Regions from separate parts of the Homo sapiens genome. Here region 2 is linked to region 1. The links are chromatin loops, found by intact Hi-C in ENCODE. Cell type or tissue: psoas muscle. All regions are shown on one strand. Each heading gives the region's core, and the rest is flanking DNA. Links, peaks and the distances in the headings are about the cores only.

Evidence for each region. Hi-C counts contacts between places; a loop is a spot of excess contacts. Peaks named below come from ENCODE experiments on the same cell type or tissue, not always from the same donor. Only the 100,000 strongest peaks of a DNase experiment are listed, where the experiment ranks them.
Region 2: a loop joins it to region 1, with 12 times the contacts of the local background. A loop is called at or near these places in 3 of 110 quality-filtered maps.

Annotation. Positions count from the first base shown.
Region 1 is chr15:72,866,796-72,876,054 of GRCh38, reverse strand. No RefSeq gene overlaps it. Among named protein-coding and RNA genes, the nearest start is that of ADPGK, 88 kb to the right of the region's middle. In psoas muscle, for the core only: no CTCF peak of the experiment used is centred there; DNase peaks (open chromatin) are centred at 2,124 and 6,174; H3K27ac peaks cover 5,421 bases.
Region 2 is chr15:72,791,747-72,802,265 of GRCh38, reverse strand. ADPGK-AS1 (ADPGK antisense RNA 1) reads right to left here. Exons shown (of 3, transcript NR_040107.1): 3 at 4,067-4,262. Among named protein-coding and RNA genes, the nearest start is that of ADPGK, 13 kb to the right of the region's middle. RefSeq lists a silencer at 5,188-5,417. In psoas muscle, for the core only: a CTCF peak has its summit at 5,282 (motif pointing left); DNase peaks (open chromatin) are centred at 5,005 and 5,255; H3K4me3 peaks cover 1,403 bases; H3K27ac peaks cover 824 bases.

The sequences.
Region 1 (9,259 bases), core at 1-8,000:
TCTACAAGAACAAACTCAAAATGGATCATAAAGCTAAACGTAAACTTAGAACTATAAAACTTCTAGAATAAAATCCAGGAGAAAAATATTTGTAAAGTTGATTTAGGCAAAGATTTCTTAAATGCAACAAAAAGTATAATCCATAAAAAGATAAAATTGATAAATCAGACATCAGCAAAATTAAGAACTTCTATTCCTTGATAGACATTATTAGGAGAGTCAAAAGACAAGCCACAGACTTAGAGATAATATTTTCAAAGAAGCATATCTGTTAGGACTTATAAACATAATATATAAAGAACTCTCAAAACTCAGTAATAAGACATACAACCCAATTTTTAAAATAGGTAAAAGGGTTTAAAGAGACACTTCACCAAAGAAGATATATATGGACGGCACAAGAAAACATTCTCAACATCATCAATCATCAGAGAAATGCGAATTATAACCATTACATCCCATTTGAATGTTTAAAATCAAACAGACTGATCATACCAAGCATCAGCAACGAAGTGAAGCCATCATTGTAAGCCTCATACACTGCTGGTGGAAATGTAAATCATGCTACCACTTTGGAAAACAGTCTGGCAGTTTCTTAAAACATTAAACTTACACCTACCATATAACCTGTCTGTTCCACTCCTATATGTTTATCCAAGAAAATGAAAGCATATGTTCATAAAAAGACTTGTACATGAATGTCCATAGCAGCTTTATTCAAACTAGCTAAAAACTGGAAACAACCCAAATGTCCATCAACAGGTGAATGCATACATAAATTATGATATATCCATGCAGTAGACAAGTTCTCAGAAATAAAAATGAATGAACCATTGATACATGCAACAATGTGGATGAATCTCAACATAATTATGTTCAATGAAATAAAAGACAGACAATAGGCCAGACACGATGGCTCATACCTGTGATCTCAACACTTTGGGAGGCTGAGGCAAGAGGATTGCTTGAGCCCAGGAGTTCAAGACCAGCTTGGGCAACAAAGGGACAGCTCATCTCTACAAAAAATTTAGAAATTAGCCAAGCATGCTGGTGTATGCCTGTGGTCCCAGTTACTCAGGAGGCTGAGGTGGGAGGATTGCTTGAGCCCAGGAGGCCGAGGCTGCAGTGAGCTGTGATTGCATCACTGCCCTCCAGCCTGTGTGACAGACCAATAACTTGTTTCAAAAGAAAAAGAAAACAATAACAGAGTACATACTCTATGATTCCATTTACATAAAATTCTACAAAATACAAACTATACTGACAGAAAATAAATCAGTAGTTGTTTGAGGACTGGGGGCAGGAAGTGTAGGCAGGGAGGAGTGGGAAGGAAAGATTACAAAACAGAATTTGGGGACATAATGGATATTTTCATTATCTTGATTGTAGTAATGGTGTCCAGAGTGTACACATACATGAAAACATACCACACCATGCATGTTAAGATGCAGTTCATTGGATGTCTATATCTCAATAAAACTGTTAGAAATAGACACAGAACACTAGGAAGGGAGGGTCTAAGATGTTTGGAGAATATCACTGAGAGAACATTGAGATTCATGACTCTGGAAGGTGAAGGATCCAATAGGTAATAATAGAAATAATAATTGTTATTATAGCTAATGATTATTGTCTGCCTACTATTTTATCATTTCACACAAGGGAAGGTACATGAAGCCCAGAGAATCTAAGCAACTGGCACAGGGTCACAGAACTGGTGAGAGGTGGAACAGGGATTTGGATCCCACACAGTTAACCAGATCACTGGGGAGTTTCTGGAACAGATTGCAGGGAGCCCTGGGTTTTCTATAGCACTGGAGAGATGCTGGCATAAGTTCAGTTGCAGTGACCCCCAGCCCTCCTGACTCTGCTGGGCCCTGCCCAGCCTCCACAAGCTCTTCTCCTCCTGTTTCTGCCGCTGGGCCATGCAGGCAGGGCCATCGCTGACAAGCTCAGATTTCGGCAGCATCGTTCTCATGAATTCCAAGCCAGGAGGCTGGGAGCCAGTGCTCCGAGAGACATTTGAGAAGATGAAGACAAAAGCTGTTGGGAAAAGTGACGCATGAGGGCATGCCTGAAATATCTGCAGGTTCAACTACTTCTCCAAATCATCCCAGAGCAGGCACGTGGCCCAGCAGTGACAGGTGCTCCAGCATGTCTCATGAGGCCTGGGAGAGCTTGCAAGAACCAGAAGAGAAAGAAGCAGACACAGGGAAGCCTCAAAGATCCTTTGCAGGAGGAACCAGACACCATGTAGGGGCTGAAGGCTTCATTAGGTCAGCGTGGCTGGCACAGGAGTGCCCTCCTGCAGAGCCAGCTGTCCTGGGCAGTGAGAGGAGACTCCCATGCATCCTTGTACTCCACGGACACGAGTCAGGATGTGGCCATACCCAACCAAGAACCCCATGGGGCTTTGCTATAGTCAGAAAGTCTGAGCTGGTTCCACTTCAGGGAAGGAAGGGAGGGGGTCCTGCCAGTTTTCTTGGCAGTGGAATTGTGTTTGAAAGATTGTTATCACCAATCTCCTTCTGCGACTGATGGTAGCTCAGGCCAGTATTTCATCAACAGTTCCCATTAGGGTGGCCTCATTGGAAACACCAAAAGGAACTACCACCAATTCCCTCTCCAATCTCCTCCTTCTCCCCTATATTAGTTTCCTATCCGATTACCACACACTTAGAGGCTTAAAACAACATGAATGTATTATCTTACAGTTCTGAGGTCAGAAGTCTGAAATAGGCTTCCCTGGGCTAAAATCAAAGCATTGGCTTGGCTGCTTTTCTTTCTGCAGACTAAGTATAAACCCATTATCTTGCCTTTTCCAGCCTCTAGAGACTGCCTGCTTCCTTGGCTCATGCCCCCTCCCATCTTCAAAGGCAACCATGTCTGGTTGAAGCATCTTTCTCATATCACCTCCCTCTGTCTTACGAAAACCCATGTGATTTCATCTAGCCCACCTGGATAATCCACGATAATCTTATTTTAAGGGCAGCTGATTGGCAAATTTAATTCCATCTGCAACATTAATTCTCCTCTACCATATGACCTAACATATTAGGACAGGTATTAGGACAGAGATGTCTTTGGGGAGCCATTATTCTCCCTACCACAAACCTGCCAAGAGAACTATATGTCTGGTTAATTAAAAGCATTAAACAAATCTTACGTTTCTAAAAAGTTTTTTTTCTTTTGAAAGGTGCGTCATAAGAGCCTTCTTCAGATTTGCTTTGGGCAAGGAGGTTGGTGAACAGGAGAAATTTTGCTTTCGTTCTTGGCAGAAAACATCACCAATGACACCCCACTACCCTCTCCCTGCTGAAAAGAGCCTGGGAGCCACCAGGGAAATGCTTGACTTTGTAAATGTATTTGCAGGCTTCAAATCCAAGCAGGAAGTGAAGCCAAATCCCCCAGGAAAAGATTTTCTAAAATGTCAAGAAGACTGCCATTTCTCAATCCTGAAAAGGTTGTCCACTTTGGGCAGCCAACCGGTTGCCTGTTTACAAAGACCCCTCTCTGTTTATTGTAGCCACAGTTTCCTCTGTGTTAAGCAGCCAAAGGGGAAGGTCTGGCATCCCATGCTCGGGAGAGCCCTTCTTTGGATTCTAGTCTTGCGGGTTGCTGGTCACAGAGCCATGCTGGATCTGGGCTGAGCACTGAGGATATGTTTTAGTTACCTGTGGCTGCCATAACAATTTATCACGAGCTGAGTGGCTTAAAACAACAGAAATTTATTTTCTCACAGTTCTGGAAGCCAGACGACTAAAAATCAAGGTGTCAGCAGAGCTGGCAAGGCTCTGCACAGTGCCGTCTGGAGACTCTGAGGGAGAAACCGTTTGTTCCCTGCTTCTCTTCTAGCCTCTAGTGGCTGTTGGCAATCCTCAGTGATCCGTGACTTGTGGCTGCATCATCCCAACCTCTGCCTTCTCCTTCACATGGTCTTCCTCGGGCTTTCTTCCATTGTCTTTGTCTTTTCCTCTTCTTATAAGGACACTTGTCATTGGATTTGGGCCCATCCAGTTAATCCAGGATGATCTCATTTCAAAGAACCCTTAACTCAATTACATCTGCAAAGACCCTTCTTTTCAAATAAAGTGACATTCACAGGTACTGTGAGTTAGGACTTGGACATTTTGGTTGGGGGTGCACAATCCAACCCCTCCAGGGAGAGATCTGGCTCCCAAATGGCATTGGGTGGAGTCCTGCCACTGAGTTTAAACCCCATCCCTCCAGGTGCAGTGAACTGCTTGAGGCCACCCTGCAGCATCACCACATGGTCCTTTCTAGCCAAAAATACCCTCTCCTCTGCCTGGAAAACTGGTTGCCCTTCAAAATTCATCTGAAGCATCACCTTCTGTATAAAGTCTTCCCTGGCCCAACCTCACAAGTGGTACTGATCAAACAATCTTTGTGTTTTGATTTCCCTGACAAATCAAATCTTGTCTGCTCCTCTATTGTAGCACCTATTACTATGGTTACTTCACACGTCTGTTTCTCCCACTAGGATGTGACAGCCTGAGGATTCAGAAATCCACATGTTCACATGCATCTATTCATTCAGCAAATACAGAGAGCCCACTGTGCATTAGGCACATAAGAATGGCTAAAACTATTCTTAAAAGAAGGCATAGGCCAGGCACGGTGGCTCACGCCTGTAATCCCAGCACTTTAGGAGGCCGAGGTGGGTGGATCACGAGGTCAAGAGATCGAGATCATCCTGGCCAACATGATGAAACCCCGTCTCTACTAAAAAAACAAAAATTAGCTTGGTGTGGTGGCGTGCACCTGTAGTCCCAGCTACTCAGGAGGCTGAGGCAGGACAATCACTTGAACCCAGGAGGCGGAGGTTGCAGTGAACCAAGATCATGCTACTGCACTCCAGCCTGGCTACAAAGCGAGACTCTCTCTCAAAAAAAAAAAAAAAAAAAGGCATAAAAACTAAGAGATCTTATGATGTGGGAGCCCAACCTAACCTAGGTCTGGGAGACCAGAGAAATATTCCTCGAGGTGTCCTTTGAGCTGAAGGCTGAAAAATAAGTAGAAATGAATTAGAAAAAGGAGGGAAGAACATTCTAGGCAGAGGGATTAGCATGGACAAAGACTCAGTGGTGAGAGGAAGCTTAGCAAGTTCAAGGACCTGTAAGAAGCTAAGTGTGGCTGGTGCAGGGCTGGGAGTTCCTGTCATGGCAAAATGACAATGGGGGTGCAGGTCAGGATCAGAGCACACAGGGCCTGAAATTCTCGTAAAGGCATCTAGTCATTATTCATCTTTATATCTGATATGGTTTGGCTGTGTGTCCCTAACCAAATCTCATGTTGAATTGTGATCCCAAGTATTGGAGGTGGGGCCTGGTGGGAGGTGATTGGATCATGGGGCTGGTTTCTAATGGTTTAGCACCATCCCCCTCATGCTGTCTTGTGAGAGAGTTCTCACGAGATCTGGTTGTTTAAAAACATACAGCACTTCCCTCTTCGCTCACTCCCTCTTTTATTGGCCACGTGAAGACGTGCTTGCTTCCCCTTTGCCTTCCTCCATGATTGTAAGTTTCCTGAGGCCTCCCCTGCCATGCTTTCTGTACAGTCTGTAGAATGGTGAGCCAATTAAATCTCTTTTCTTTATAAACTACCCAGTCTCAGATAGTTCTTTAAAGCAATGTGAGAATGGACTAATACAATGTCCCTGCTTAATCAGTGTTGAATAAATGAATGTAAATTGATGATTGTCTATTGAGAGACACCAGAGTACTGTATGTGAAAACAAATAAAAAATGTTTATCCTTTCCAAATGAATTTGCATCCACTAGTGACTATTTAGATTCAGAGTTGAAAGGCTTGTTTCAAGCAAAAATGACTTCTGATATTTAAAAAGTATTTATAAAAAATTACCAGTGTAAGTATTTATTTAAAATTACCAGTGTATTAAGATCTGTACCAAATACTGAACTGGCCTTGGTTCAAATCAGAGGTATTTCTAACCTATAAAGGAAAGAGACTAGAACAAAGTGCTTATAAAACAGCTTAAAAATACCTACCCCTAAAAGGAGGTCAGGCTGCAGCCTGATCATCCAGGTCACAGACAGTGAGCTGCATCAGTCAACAGTTACCTGGGTAGTTGTTAAAAATATAGCTTGTTAAAAATAGAGTAGTTCAGACTCCACCCCAGACCCAGATCAAAATGTCCAGGGGTGGGGCTCAGGCCACTGCCAGATTGCTATTAAGCAACCCCTAAGCAAACCAAAGTTTAAGGATCCCTAACATAGTGACTTTTTTATTATGGTAATATATCTAGTTTTGTGTGTGTGTGTGTGTGTGTGTGTGTGTGTGTGTGTGTGTGTGGCGTGTTAGTGGTGTTATTTATAGTGAAGCTAGAAAGAGGATCAGAACTAGGACAAGCAAGGTGGGGATAGCAATGGATATCAGGAAGGTTGAGAATAGAAAAGGGAATTGAGTAGGGAGGTGAAGGTTAGGCTCCTGAAATAAGCAACCCAGAAAGTACTGATTAGTCTTTCTTATCACTCGACCTCCCCTGGTGGTAGTGAAGATGTTTAGGTTTCTGGGATACTTTGAGGTCTTATTCCCTAGCCCTGTACCCAATAAGGCACCACCTTGACATTTCTCCTTCTTGCTCACAAAGTGTAATCACACCACTGAGAGTCTGAGAGGTGATGACACACCCCAAGCAGTGGGAGCCCAAGAGCCCGAAGTGGAGGTCAACCCAGAAGCCAGAGCTGCCCTGGCTCCCCATATAGCTGGGGTAGAAGTAGAGGTCGGTCCTACAGGACAAACACCAATCCTCCTGGGAGCAGATGGTGTCTATGGCTAGGGATTTGGTCCTTAACAGTGTCCACAGATTGACTGCTTTGCATCCTACAGGCTTGCTACCTGCGAGACTGACAGACCCTTCCAGAGAGCAGGAGGTCAAGGGGCCCAGATGCTGAGCAGGCACACAGGGGAGGGTACACAGAAGCAGCCCATGAACCGGTTCCTGCAGGGTCGCCTGGCTCTCAGCTAGCCCCTGGTGAAAATATTTCATATTTCCAAACACCCCCCCAAATTGTATTTTTTAACATATGAACATCTTTAATACATATAAATGCTTTCCTAGAGCCTGGTTGTCTGGCCTGGGCTCCCCAGCAAGGGAGGAGAGTTCATAGTCTACTTGAAGCTACATACTGGGCAGAGGAATCTATAGAATATTCACACATCAATGTTTGTTTCTGTGTTGCTGGTAAATGGAGAAGGCTTTGGATAAAGGCTGAGGTTAGTTAGAACCTCAGTTCTTCCTCACTTTTTCCTACTTTCAACACCCCTAGTGGGATTCCAGCTCTCAAACCAGCCTCTCTTTGAAGAAGTTGTGCAGACAACTTCAAATAAGGGAAACCTTCACCTGTAAGCCAAGAAGAGACCTGGCTTTTCTCTTGTGTCCTGGGCTTCTTCCTCACCCTGAGGTTAAAGGACCAGAATTTGTGAGGGGGAGGGGAAGAGGATGCAGAGATGAAGCTCTTAATCACACTCTATGGCAGGCCAAATACTGGCCTCCAAAGATGTCTACACTCCAATCCCCAGAACCTGTGATATGTTATGTTACATGGCAAAAGGACTTTGCAAGTGTGATTAAGGTTACCGATCTTGAGACAGAAAGATTGGTAAATTTAATCACACCTGCAAAGTCAAGTGTGAAAGTTCAGCAGAGAAAGGCTCCCAGCTTTTAAGGGCTCAGGCGATTAGACTGGGGCCACCCAGGTGGCTGGGAGCCTTTCCCTGCTCAACTCAGAGAGATGCAACGAAAGAAAAGACAGGAGAAATGTAAACTGTGAGAGGACGCTACCCACCATTGGTGGCTTGGAAGATGGAGGAAGGGGACCACCAATCAAGGAATGCTGGCAACCTCTAGAAGCTGAATGTGACCCTTAGATGGCAGCCAACAAAGAACCCTCAGTCCTACAACTGCATGGAGCCGAATTCTGCCAACAACTTGAATGAACAAAAGCATGGATCCTCCCTTGAACCTCCAGCAAGGAATGCAGCCTGCAGACACCTCAATTTTGACTTCTGCCCTGCAAAATTGTAAGCTAAGAAGCAGATATCATTTTAAGCTGCTGAATGTGTGATCATTTATTACAGCAGCAATAGAAAAACTAATACATCCCCAACACACTCTTATCCCTACCAGAGATCAGGAGGTAAATGGGTGCTGGGAACCAAGCAGGAATTGGCCTAGGCTTTATGGGCTCATACCTGACTGAAGTAGGTTGGGTGAAAATCTATACCCATGAAGGGGTTGTTGGCTTCCTAGACTCTAGCAAGTGGGGATTTGGGCAAGATAAGAGTAGAATCAAAAGATGATCACCACCTTTACTTTCTATCCTTCTATCCAAATAGACAGTGAAAGGGGTTCAGGAATGATCCCTGATTCCATGGGTGGTCAAGTGGTCTTTCTCCTCCTCACTGGCTTGAGTGCATCCTTGAGGGCTGCAATGATCCCAACTACACAGCTTCTCTCTCAGCTCTGGAAGCAGCCCTTGCTGGGATGGGGAATTAAGATTCATGATCCATTGAAGAAGCAGGGAGGCTTGGAAAGAGTGCACCCCAGAATCCTTCCCCAGGCTCAGCATTCTTCCCACCCACTCTGGGCAAGGGAGTTTTGATCCACCCCCGGAGATGAGAAAGGCTCCCACTCACTTGTTTCCAAGGGTGGGGGTGGGGTGGGCAGGGGAGGGAATCCCACACTGGGACTGTGACTAAGACTAAATACAGATCAGGGCTCAATCTGTGTCTCCAGGGTGAGTACACACAGTGCTGAGTGCCAAGATGGTGCAGAAAGAGCACTGTGGGCCCACAGGAGCAGCTGCAAAGCACCTTGGGAAGCTCCTTCTCCCCAGCCATGGCTGGGAGAAGCCAGAGGTCTGCTGACGGCAGTTCTCTCCCTCTTTAAGGGTGTGCTAATGGCCTAAGCAAGAAGGGCTGTTCCCAGGAGACACCAGGGGCCAAGCTGTCAGGAGACAGTGAGCCCATGAGCCAGGGGCAACCCCATCGCCTAGAGTACACACTCTCCCAGAGCCAGTGTGGGCTCCCATGACTCCTCCAGAGTGGCCAGCACTGGGCAGTTGCTTATCAAGCAAGGTGAAGGGGCTGTACGGACACCTGAGGCCAGGTGGGGATGTCCGTGAGAGGACAGTCAGGACTTCTCCATCCTTTCCTCAGCTCCCTGAAAGTTGCACATTCAAGAACTTTCTCACCCTTGCCCCAACCTCCCTCCTGG
Region 2 (10,519 bases), core at 1,158-9,157, 75 kb after region 1:
TTGACTCAGCATTATGTTTGTGAGATGAATTCATGTAGTTCATTCATTCTCGTTGCTGTGCAGCAGTCCTGTATGTAACATACCACACTTTATGTTTTACTGTTGATAGACGTTTGGGTTGCTTCCAATTTGGGGCTATTACAAATAGTGCTGCTATGAACATTCTTGCAAACTTTCTTTGGTGAATTTATGTCTGCATTTCTGTTGAGTATTTACCCAAGAGTGTAATTTTTGGGTCATAGAGAACGTGTATGTTCAGCTTTTGTGGATATTGCCAGTCATCCAAAGTGGCCGTTATCAATTACACTCTCACCAGTAATGTAAGAGACTTCTAGCTGCTCTACACCCACCCCAATACTTTCTATCATCTGACGTTTGCATTTTAGCTACTCTGGCAGGTACACGCTAATGTTGCATTGTGGCTTGTCTTGACAGATAGTTAACATTTTATTTTTTACATTTTTAAGCCCTTAATCCCTCTGGAATTTTATCTTTGTATATGGCTAGAGATAGGGGTTCACTCTGGTTCTCTTCCAGGCAAACAGCCAGATGTGTTAGACTAAATACTATGTCCTTTGTCCTGATATGTTTTGAGGTATAAGTGAGCATTTGCCAGGTACAGTGGAGTGGGAGAGAACATTCCAGGCTGCAGGAGCTGCACAAGCAAAGGTACGGAGGCACGAAGTATCACGATGTGTGCAGGAGATTGCATGAGTGTGGTGAAAATTAAAAACGTGTGGCCGTGAGTGGCACAGGAGGGCAGGCAGGACTGGACTTTGCCATTCTCACGGTGGTACACAGGCACAAGGCTGCTGCTGAATGGACACACTAAAGGAAAAAAGACTCCCTCCTCCTCTAATGTTTGGGGATGTTCTTTGAGATCCTCATTTTGAAAAGGTGTCATTATCAAAACGTCACCCTTAAGAGAGGGAACTTCTGTGTTGACTGAGACGCTTATTAAGATCCATGATACGTATTGTTTAATTTACTCATCACAATGACTTCATGATGTGGGCGTTGTTTCCCTTGATTTACAGATAAGGGAATGAGGTACAGAAAAATTAAGCAGCTTGCCCTTGGACACATAGCCAGTAAGTGGCAGAATTAAGGATGAAACAGCCTGTTCCTCTTCCTGTGTTCCCGCTCTTTCCCCTAGATGCACTGCCAGTAGATGCATGAATTGAACTTCCAGCCACTTCCCAAATAATGCACATGTGATGAAGCAGAGATTTACAATCCTTGCATCAGCCCCTGCCAGCAGACCTCTTGATGTCTGTTTCCTTTTCCCCAGTCACACAGAGAGGTTGATTCCTTGGGAAACTGAATGACTGTTGCAGGCAGCAATTGTTCCTTCAGCTGAAAGGCATGCAGAGTCAGACCAGGGTGGCTGGCTTCGGCCCATGGGCAAGTTTATGGGTCCGCAGAGAGAAGGCAGCCTCTGTCCTCTATCCCTTTCCCATATGCAGTTCTTGGTTACAGAAAATCCAGTTGCTCTTCTTTTCCCAACTGGGAGAGATCTCTGTATCCTACAGTAAACTTCTTGGTAACCTGGGCTCTCCTGAGTAGGTCTCTGATCCTCAAGGAAGGGAAAGGTAAACACTCACTAACATGAACATCGGCAGTCAGACACACATCACACACACAGAGGTGGCACACAAGCTACACACTGACACAGAGCGGAGACAAACACACACTTGCAGAGAATCTGCCTCCTGGAATATGAGAGCTCAGGGAATCTGTCAAGATCAAGGGTTTTCGAACTATGCCGCGTGAGTTTTTCTGCAAAGGGAAGTCACAGAAAATAATGAAGCAATTTCCCACCAAAGGGAATATTGTAACAGCTAGAGATAATTGTAGAAAAGTACACTGAAATTATGAGGTGTCATTTTCCCTCTATCAGACTGGCTAAGATTTAGAAGTTTGATAATACACAACGTAGGCGGGGGTGTAAAGATACAGCATGTAGCAGAAAAAGTAAATGATTGCAATTCCAGGGAAGAGAGCTCAGCAAGATATATCAAAATGTTAAATGCAGCTACCCTTAAACCTAATGATTCCACTCCTAAAAAGTTTACACAAACACACACACACACACACACACACACACAATACTGATTAAGGAGGTTCATTGTAGCATTTGTTTATATTACCATAAAATTAGAAACAACTAAAAAAAGTCTGTTAATAGAAGCCTAGCCAAATAAGTTAAGGGGCAGCCATACCATGGAACACTCTTAATCACTTAAAATGCTGAGGTGGACCTCTATGTTCTGACATCAGAAGATATCCACAATGTATTTTATCCTGTTTGTGTTTTTAAAAATATATGTTTGCAGCTGGGCGTGGTGGCTCATGCCTATAATCCCAGCACTTTGGGAGACCAAGGTGGGTGGATCACTTGAGGTCAGGAGTTCGAGATCAGCCTGGCCAATATGGTGAAACCCCATCGCTACTAAAAATACAAAAAATTAGCCAGGCGTGGTGGTGGGTGCCTGTAATCTCAGCTACTCAGGAGGCTGAGGCAGGAGAATTGCTTGAACCAGGGAAGTGGAGACTGCAGTGAGCCGAGATCACACCATTGCACTCCAGCCTGGGCGACAGAGCAAGACTCCATCTCAAAAAAAAAAAAAAATATATATATATATATGTGTGTGTGTGTGTGTGTGTGTGTGCGCGCGAGCGCGCGTGTGTATGTGTGTCTTTGTGTGTGTGTATGTGTGTGTGTGTGTTTGCTATGTGCAGCAGCTCACGCCTGTAATCTCATCACTTTGGGAGGATCACTTGAGCCCAGGAGTTCTAGACCAGCCTAGGCAACATGGTGAAACCCCAAAAATTAGCCAGGTGCGGTGGTGTGTACCTGTAATCCCAACTACTCGGGAGGCTGAGGTGGAAGGATAGCTTGAGCCCAGGAGGTAGAGGTTGCAATGAGCGGAGATTGGGCCACTACACTCCAGCCTGGGTGACAGAGCCAGACCCTGTCTCAAAAAATATATGTATATGTTTGTATATATCCATAGAGTGTCTATCGGGTACATAAGAAACTGTTAAAGTAGGTGGCTCTGGAGAATGAGAAGGGGACAGGGAGAAAGGGCAAGGGAAGGGAAACAAATGTTTCACTTAACTTTCTGTACTATTTGACATCTTTACGGTAAGCATATATTAACTGTATAATACATTATTTTAACCCTCTGAGATGTTAAAAAAAATATATTCGGGTCAAGTGCAGTGGCTTACGCCTGTAATTCCAGCACTTTGGGAGGCCAAGGTGGGCAGATAGCTTGAACTCAGGAGTTCTAGGCCAGCCTAGGCCACATGGCGAAACGCCATCTCCACAAAAAATACAAAAATTATTTCTGGGTGTGGTGCCATGCACCTGTACTCCCAGCTACCTGGCAGGCTAAGGTGGGAGGATCATCTGAGTTTGGGGAGGTCAAGGCTGCAGTCAGCTGAGATCATGCCACTGCACTCCAACCTGGGCGACAGAGTGAGATCCTATCTCAAAAAATAGAAAATTAAAAATTAAAAAATAAAGTATCTATCTATTAGATATATAGATAGATATTAGGGTTTGCTGTTACATTTCACTTAGAAAGAGAGTTCCGCCACTAAAAAGTTTGAAAAACCTTTATGCAACTCAAGCCTGTTGTATAAGTGGCCAGGAAAAATTGTGAAAGACTTTTGAAATGGGGAGAAAATGTACCCTATGGAATGCAGGCCTGGTGTGCCCTTCCAGGTTATGTCATTCTATGGTAGTCTCCATTTTTCATTGTCTTTGAATCTGTAAACTGTAGAAAACTGAAAATAATACAAATTATTATTGTCCATGGCAATGCAAACAAGTTTTGTCAGGTGGAGATGCAAGTGATCCCCCACCCCCCACCCCACCCCCCGCCAAACACACACACACACACACACACACACACACACACACACACTGTGGATGAAGCCAGTTTTGTATCAATTAACAAACTTATTTCATTATTTCTGATGCCAGTGTGTGTATCTGGCCTTTGTGTTGTCCTTTGAATCAGTTTTTAACTTCATTAACTAATGAGTTAAATAAAATCTTTTACACTTGTTCATTTTTTATTTGTATGACAGGCATGATTTCTCCCTTGAAAAAATAATCATTTAGTGGCACGTGCCTGTGGTCGCAGCTACTGGAGAGGCTGAGGTGGGATGATCACTTGAGCCCGGTAGGTGAGGCTGCAGTGAGTGGTGATTGCGCCACTGCACTCCAGCCTGGGAGACAAAGTGAGACCCTGTCTCGGGGAAAAAAAAAAAAGGATCATTTAACAAACCAGAAAAACAAACAAACAAACCAGAGACAATGAAGACTATGAGGAAGAGATTTGACCAAGGTTAGACGCCTGTTGTAACAAATACAGCACCAATCCCTAACCCTCAAATGTGAGCTTCTGGACTGAATTCCTTGGCTATTGTATTTATACCATCAAGTAACAAGTATTGAAGTCACTTTCTATTTGACTTGACCATTTACCCTACACAAATATATTCTTAATTTAGAAGATGCTTTCCCACAAATATATACACACAGAGACTTACACATGCACAAACACAAACACCTGCGGGCATCCACAGGCCCCCACCCCCCCCACCCCACCCCCCGCTGACACGCTGCACAAACTCCCCCACAGATCCAGAGCTCCCCTCCCCGCCACTGGGACAGCCGCCCTCCCAGTGCCAAGCCTGCTCTTGGTTCCTTCATCTCAGCGGAGCTTAAGATTGGGGATGAGCAAGGCCCCTTCCTGCGGACCCTGGCCTGTGCCACGCAGGGAGAAGAGGTGGCTCCCTCACTTATAATCATTGGCCAGGGGTCAGAGTGGCTCTGGGGTGCGACGCTGAGGGGTTCAAGGGGATGGAGGCCAAGCCCCATCCTCAAAGACTGCCGGTCGTGGAAGAGGCCAGCACACGGGCGGAACTAGGCCCGCTGTGGAGCCACGCCCCCAAGTCCTGGGGTAGTCCGGGAAGGCTGCCCGGAGGCGGTCACCTCAGCGCTGAGGTTTGAAAGCGTGGAGGAAACACTGGGAGCCTGGGAGCCGTACAGCCGCGGCTGGGCCGAGGTGTTTGGTGGAAGGACTGAGCCAGGGCCTCCTAGCACGGATCTGTTAAGTGGATGGCGTTTTTGGTTTTGCGGAAAAACAAATCCCGCGGAATTCAAGGACCTCCCAGGCGCCAGACTTGACCCGCGGGTCGGGAGCAGCGCGGCGCGCAGCCCGTTCGGCACCCACCCCGCGCCGCGGCCGCTCTCGCGGTGGGCTCGCGGCGCCCCCTGCGGGCGCCAAGCCACTCTCCCCACACTGCCACCCCGGGGAGGCGCCGGCGGGAAGAGGCGGGCGGGCGGGGGCTGCGCCCAGCCTTCGGGCCAGGAGGTCCGGTCTTCCGTCCCCACCAGCCCCCGAGGTCGCTGCTGCAGGCCGGCCTTAGTTCTGTGCACCCCCGAGGGCGCCGCGTCCACAGATCCCCATCACCAGGAGATCCCATCCCCATTCTGCAGATGGGGAAACCGAGGTTCAGAGACGGAGCCTGATGCATCCACCGCACGAAGAGGAGTCTGTGGATCCCGCGGCCCACCCTCACCCGAGCTCGTCTCTCTCCGCCTAGGTGTGGCCACAGACTCAATGGCTTGCCGTGCACCCCACGCACCCTCTCTTCTGGTTCTCTCTGGGCCACAGCGTCGCCTGGTTTGGCCTTTCAAGAGCTGTGTGGACGGGAGTGCATGTGGGGTGGGGTTACTCATCCACTTTACAGGAGGGAAATCTGACAACCGCACGGGAGCGCCCTGGGATCTGATAGTTTCACTTGCGTGGTCTATACTAAGGAGACAATTCAGAAACTCAGCAGATTTTGCTGTGTAAGTGCTTCTCCCTAGTTGTTCATAATAGCAAAACTTGTGAATAGTCTAACTCTCTACCGCTTGGTTAAATAAATGGTATTCTACGCAGCCATGAAAAATCATTCTGGGTAAAAAGTTTGGATATATTAAAGACGCCATTCTATTGTTAAGCAAATAAGCAGGTTACAATGCAGCATATACAATAACAAAGTTCCATTTCTGTGAAGACGCATGTGTGTGCACACATTTTTTTAAAACTCTGCAAAGATATACACCAAAAACTTGAATATTAAGATTAAGAGTTATTATAAAATAAGTATTTGTACCTTTCTGCATTTTCTAAATAATATTATACAGTGAATCTGTATTGTTTTGTGTTTGTTTTGTTGTTTTGTTTTGTTTGACAAGGTCTCACTCTGTCACCCACGCTGATCAAGTGCAGTGGTGTGATCAAGCTCACTGCAGCCTTGACCTCCCGCGCTCAAATGATCCTCCCACCTCAGCCTTCTAAGTAGCTGGGACAGCTAATTTTTGTATTTTTGTAGAAACGAGGTTTTGCCCTGTTGCCCAGTTTGGTCTCGAACTCCTGAGCTTAAGCAATTCTCTCATTTTGGGATTAGAAAGGAGCCACCATGCCCAGCTCCCTATTTTATTTTCTGTCTAAAACTTATCAATATCTGATATTTTTCATTTGTTTATTATTTATTTGTTGTGACCTTACCCTGTTAGAATATGAATTCCATGAGAACATGGACCTTGTCTGTCTTAGTGACTAGACTAATGTCTGGCACTCAATAAACAATTGTTGAATAATAAAATAATGAATCCTCCAGCAACTACATTATATGGATGTCATTCTTTCCATTTTACAAATGGGAAACTGGGCTGGAAAAGATTAAGCAACTTGCTCCAAACTGCACTGTTAATGGTAGTGGTGGTGGGGATATAGGGTGCTAAGATTTGAATCTCGGGTTTCCAAAGACATACCATATTTCTTTTTTAAAAAAATTCTGTTGGGAGGCCAAGGTGGGCAGATCACGAGGTCAGGAGTTTGAGACCAGCCTGGCCAATGTGGTGAAACCCCGTCTCTACTAAAAATACAAAAATTAGCTGGGCGTGGTGGCAGGTGCCTGTAATCCCAGCTACTTGGGAGGCTGAGGCAGGAGAATCGCTTGAACCTGGGAGGCAGAGGTTGCAGTGAGCCAAGATCACGCTATTCATTGCACTCCAGCCTGGGCAACAAGAGCAAAACTCCATCTCAAAAAAAAAAAAAAAAAATTCTGAGACAGGAAGCAGGATGAACTGAAGCTGGTTGTGTCTATCTCCTTTTATGGCAATAGCCCTTCTTTATACCACAGGCCCAGACCACAGTGCCTGGACTAGAAGCAGCTAACATCCCAAGTGGTCAGCCCTTGGGGTCACTGGCTCTCAGCAGCAGTGGCAAGGCCTGCAGGTTTCTCATGGATGTTGCTCGCCACCCTCCCAGAAAGAGCAGACAAATCATTCTCCCCAGCTTGTCCCCATTCATGCTTACATTTTTTTAAATGAATTAATACTTTTAATAATTTATTTCTAAATCTTTCTTTAAAGGGGCATTACAGTCTATTGCGAACAGATCTGCAGGCAAGTCAGCCTGACGTTGAAACTATAATACATGTTTTTCTTAGTTTTGGCACTATTTACTGTTTAGAACAAAAGAGAATAACTTTTAAAATAACAAATGGATAGTACTTCACTGGGAACATCATCCAACAGATAGATTTTCTTTTCATACCACAAATCTACATATCTTTAGTCAAAGTTATATTAAGAAGTTAATTTCCCAAAAGAAACAAGAGTAAACAGTCATGATGAGACTTAGCTGGGTTTTCTTGAGAAACGAAATTAAAAACAAGCTGTACTGCTTACTTTTCAGCAAATTCTACTTTGCCAAGTTTCAGAAGGAAAAGCCTAACATACTGGAAACTACCACATGTAGTTTCCAGTGTTGTCCCCTTGCCCGGGAGAATCTGGGGGACCTACTTCTTCCTGACAGCCTGCTTTGTCACCACCAAATCCATCAGCATGATGGCTTCACTCCCTACCACAAGCAGCCTAGCACCTGGGTTGGAGTTGATAAATTCCGCAAACCTGGGTCGGAGTAGATAAATTCTGCTGCCTCTTCAACGGAGCTATGGATTTCAGGGCTCCATCTATGTGCGTCAGTCAGTTTGAATGCAGCTAGTTACTTACTGCAAGTTTGCCAGCTCTCTGCAACAAAAATCCGGCATATCAGTCCATTTCTCTCCCCATTACAACTTGAGTAGGTACTGAGTAGCAATTTTTTTTCCAGAGCTCCTGATGTCTGTCCACTCTATGATCCACCAGTTTGGTCATGTGGCAAACTCTGTTACAATCAACATTTTGGAAAATTTACCATCACTGTCATGTTATTCAGAAGCAGCAGCTCTTGGTGACTGTGATTTCTGTGGCTATTCTGGGATTGGGGGAAGGAAATGCCCCAGAAATTCCCTTTCCTACTTCCTTGATCCAACCCTTTCAGCCTCTCTTTTCCTTCTGCAGTATCTAAGTGAATATTGGAGCTTTTCTGTGTAAGAAAAAAAAAAATGGCTGGGCATTGTGGCTCACACCTGTAATCCCAGCTACCCAGGAGGCTGAGGTAGGAGATTGCTTGAGGCCAGGGGTTCAAGACTAGTGTGGGCAACATAGTGAGACCCCCTTCTCTAAAAAAAAATTAAAAAAAAAACATTAGCCAGTCAAGGTGGCATGCACCTGTAGTCCCAGCTATTCAGAAGGCTGAGGAGGGAGGATTGCTTGAGCCCAAGTGTTTGGAGTTTGAGGCTGCAGTGAGCTATGATGATGCCACTGCACTCCAGCCTGGGTAACAGAGTGAGACCTCATCTCTAAAAATAAACAAATAAATAGGGAGAAGCCGTAGAGACCTACAGGCTTATTATATTGATTGGTCAGTGTAGCCCTTTTTGAGGAAATTGTATTTGAGCAGAGATATGAATGACATAAAGCAGCCAGGCATGCAAAGATCAAGTCACAGAGTATTCCAGATGAAAGTAAGAGCCAGAGCAAAGACTCTTAGGAAGGGTAGGCCTGGTGCGGTGGCTCATGCCTGTAATCCCAACACTTTAGGAGGTTGAGGTGGGCGGATCATGAGGTCAGAAGTTCAAGACCAGTCTGGCCAACATAGTGAAACCCCGTCTCTACTGAAAATACAAAAAATTAGCCAGTGTGGTGGTGGGCGCCTGTAATCCCAGCTACTCAGGAGGCTGAGACAGAAGAATTGCGTGAACCCAGGAGGCGGAGGGTGGAGTCAGCCGAGATCACGCCATTGCACTCCAGCCTGGGCAACAGTGGGAGACTCCATATCAAAAAAAAAAAAAAAAAAGATGGGTATCAGGTAGCTTTTGTTCAATAATAAACCACTTCAAAATTCAGTGACATAAAAATAATAACCATTTATTTATTATTACTTTGTGGGTCAGTAATTTGGGCTGAGCTCAGATGGGCTGTCTTCTGGTCTCAGATGATCTTACTTTTGTGTCAGTGGTCAGCTACTAATCAGCTAGGTGACTTTGCTTCTTAGGGTTGCCTGGCTATCAGCTGGAGTGATGGGAGCAAGCGGGCCATATTTCTTTCATCATCTAGCAGGCTATCCCAGGCTTGTTGATAAGTCTTGTTGATATGTGGCAGTGCAGGGTTGCAAGAGAGAGTAGAAGCATGCAAGGCCTCCTCAGGCTTTGACTCAGAAATGGAACGATGTCACTTCTGCCATATGCTATTGGCAAGGCCAGCCCAGATTCAAGAAGTGGAGAAACAGACATCACTCCTTGATGGGAGACTGAGAGACAAGGTCACAGAGAAAAGGAGAATTATGATACTTGTAACACACCATGAGCAAGAATGAACAAAGAACAGAAAAAAAAAATTCCAGCATGTCCAGAGCAATTGTTGGGGAGTGTTATGGGCTGAACTGTATTCCCTTCAAAATTCATATATTGAAGTCCTAATCCCTAGTACCTCAAAATGTGACTGTACAGTCTTTAAAAAGGTAACTAAGTTTAAATGAGGTCAGTAGGGTGGCCACTAATCCAATATAACAGGTAAGGGAATGAAAAGACAGACAAGAAAATATTTGCAAATCACAGGTCTTATAAAGGACTCGCATCCAGAGTATTTTTTTAATTCAGTAATAAGAAAAAAACAATCTAATAAAAATGGGCAAAAGATATGAACAGATACTTGACCAATGAAGATATGAAAAGATGCTCAACATCATTAGTCATTAGGAAAATAAAAATTAAGACAAAGATATACCTACATATTTATTAGAATGGCTAAATTTAAAAGACTTACCGTACCAAGTCTTGGCAAGCAAACAGAAGAACTAGAACTCTAATAGAATGCTGGTAGGTATATAAAACGGTACAACCACTTTGGAAAACAATTTGATAGTTTGTTAAAAAGTGGAACATACATCTGTTACATGATTCAGGTATTCCATTCCTAGATATTTCCCAAGAGCAATTAAAGCCTACAAAAAGACCTGTAAACAAATGCTCATAGCAACTTTATTTGTAATAGTCAAAAACTAGAAAGAACCCAATGTCCATCAACAAATGAATAGATAAACAAATAATGGTATATCCA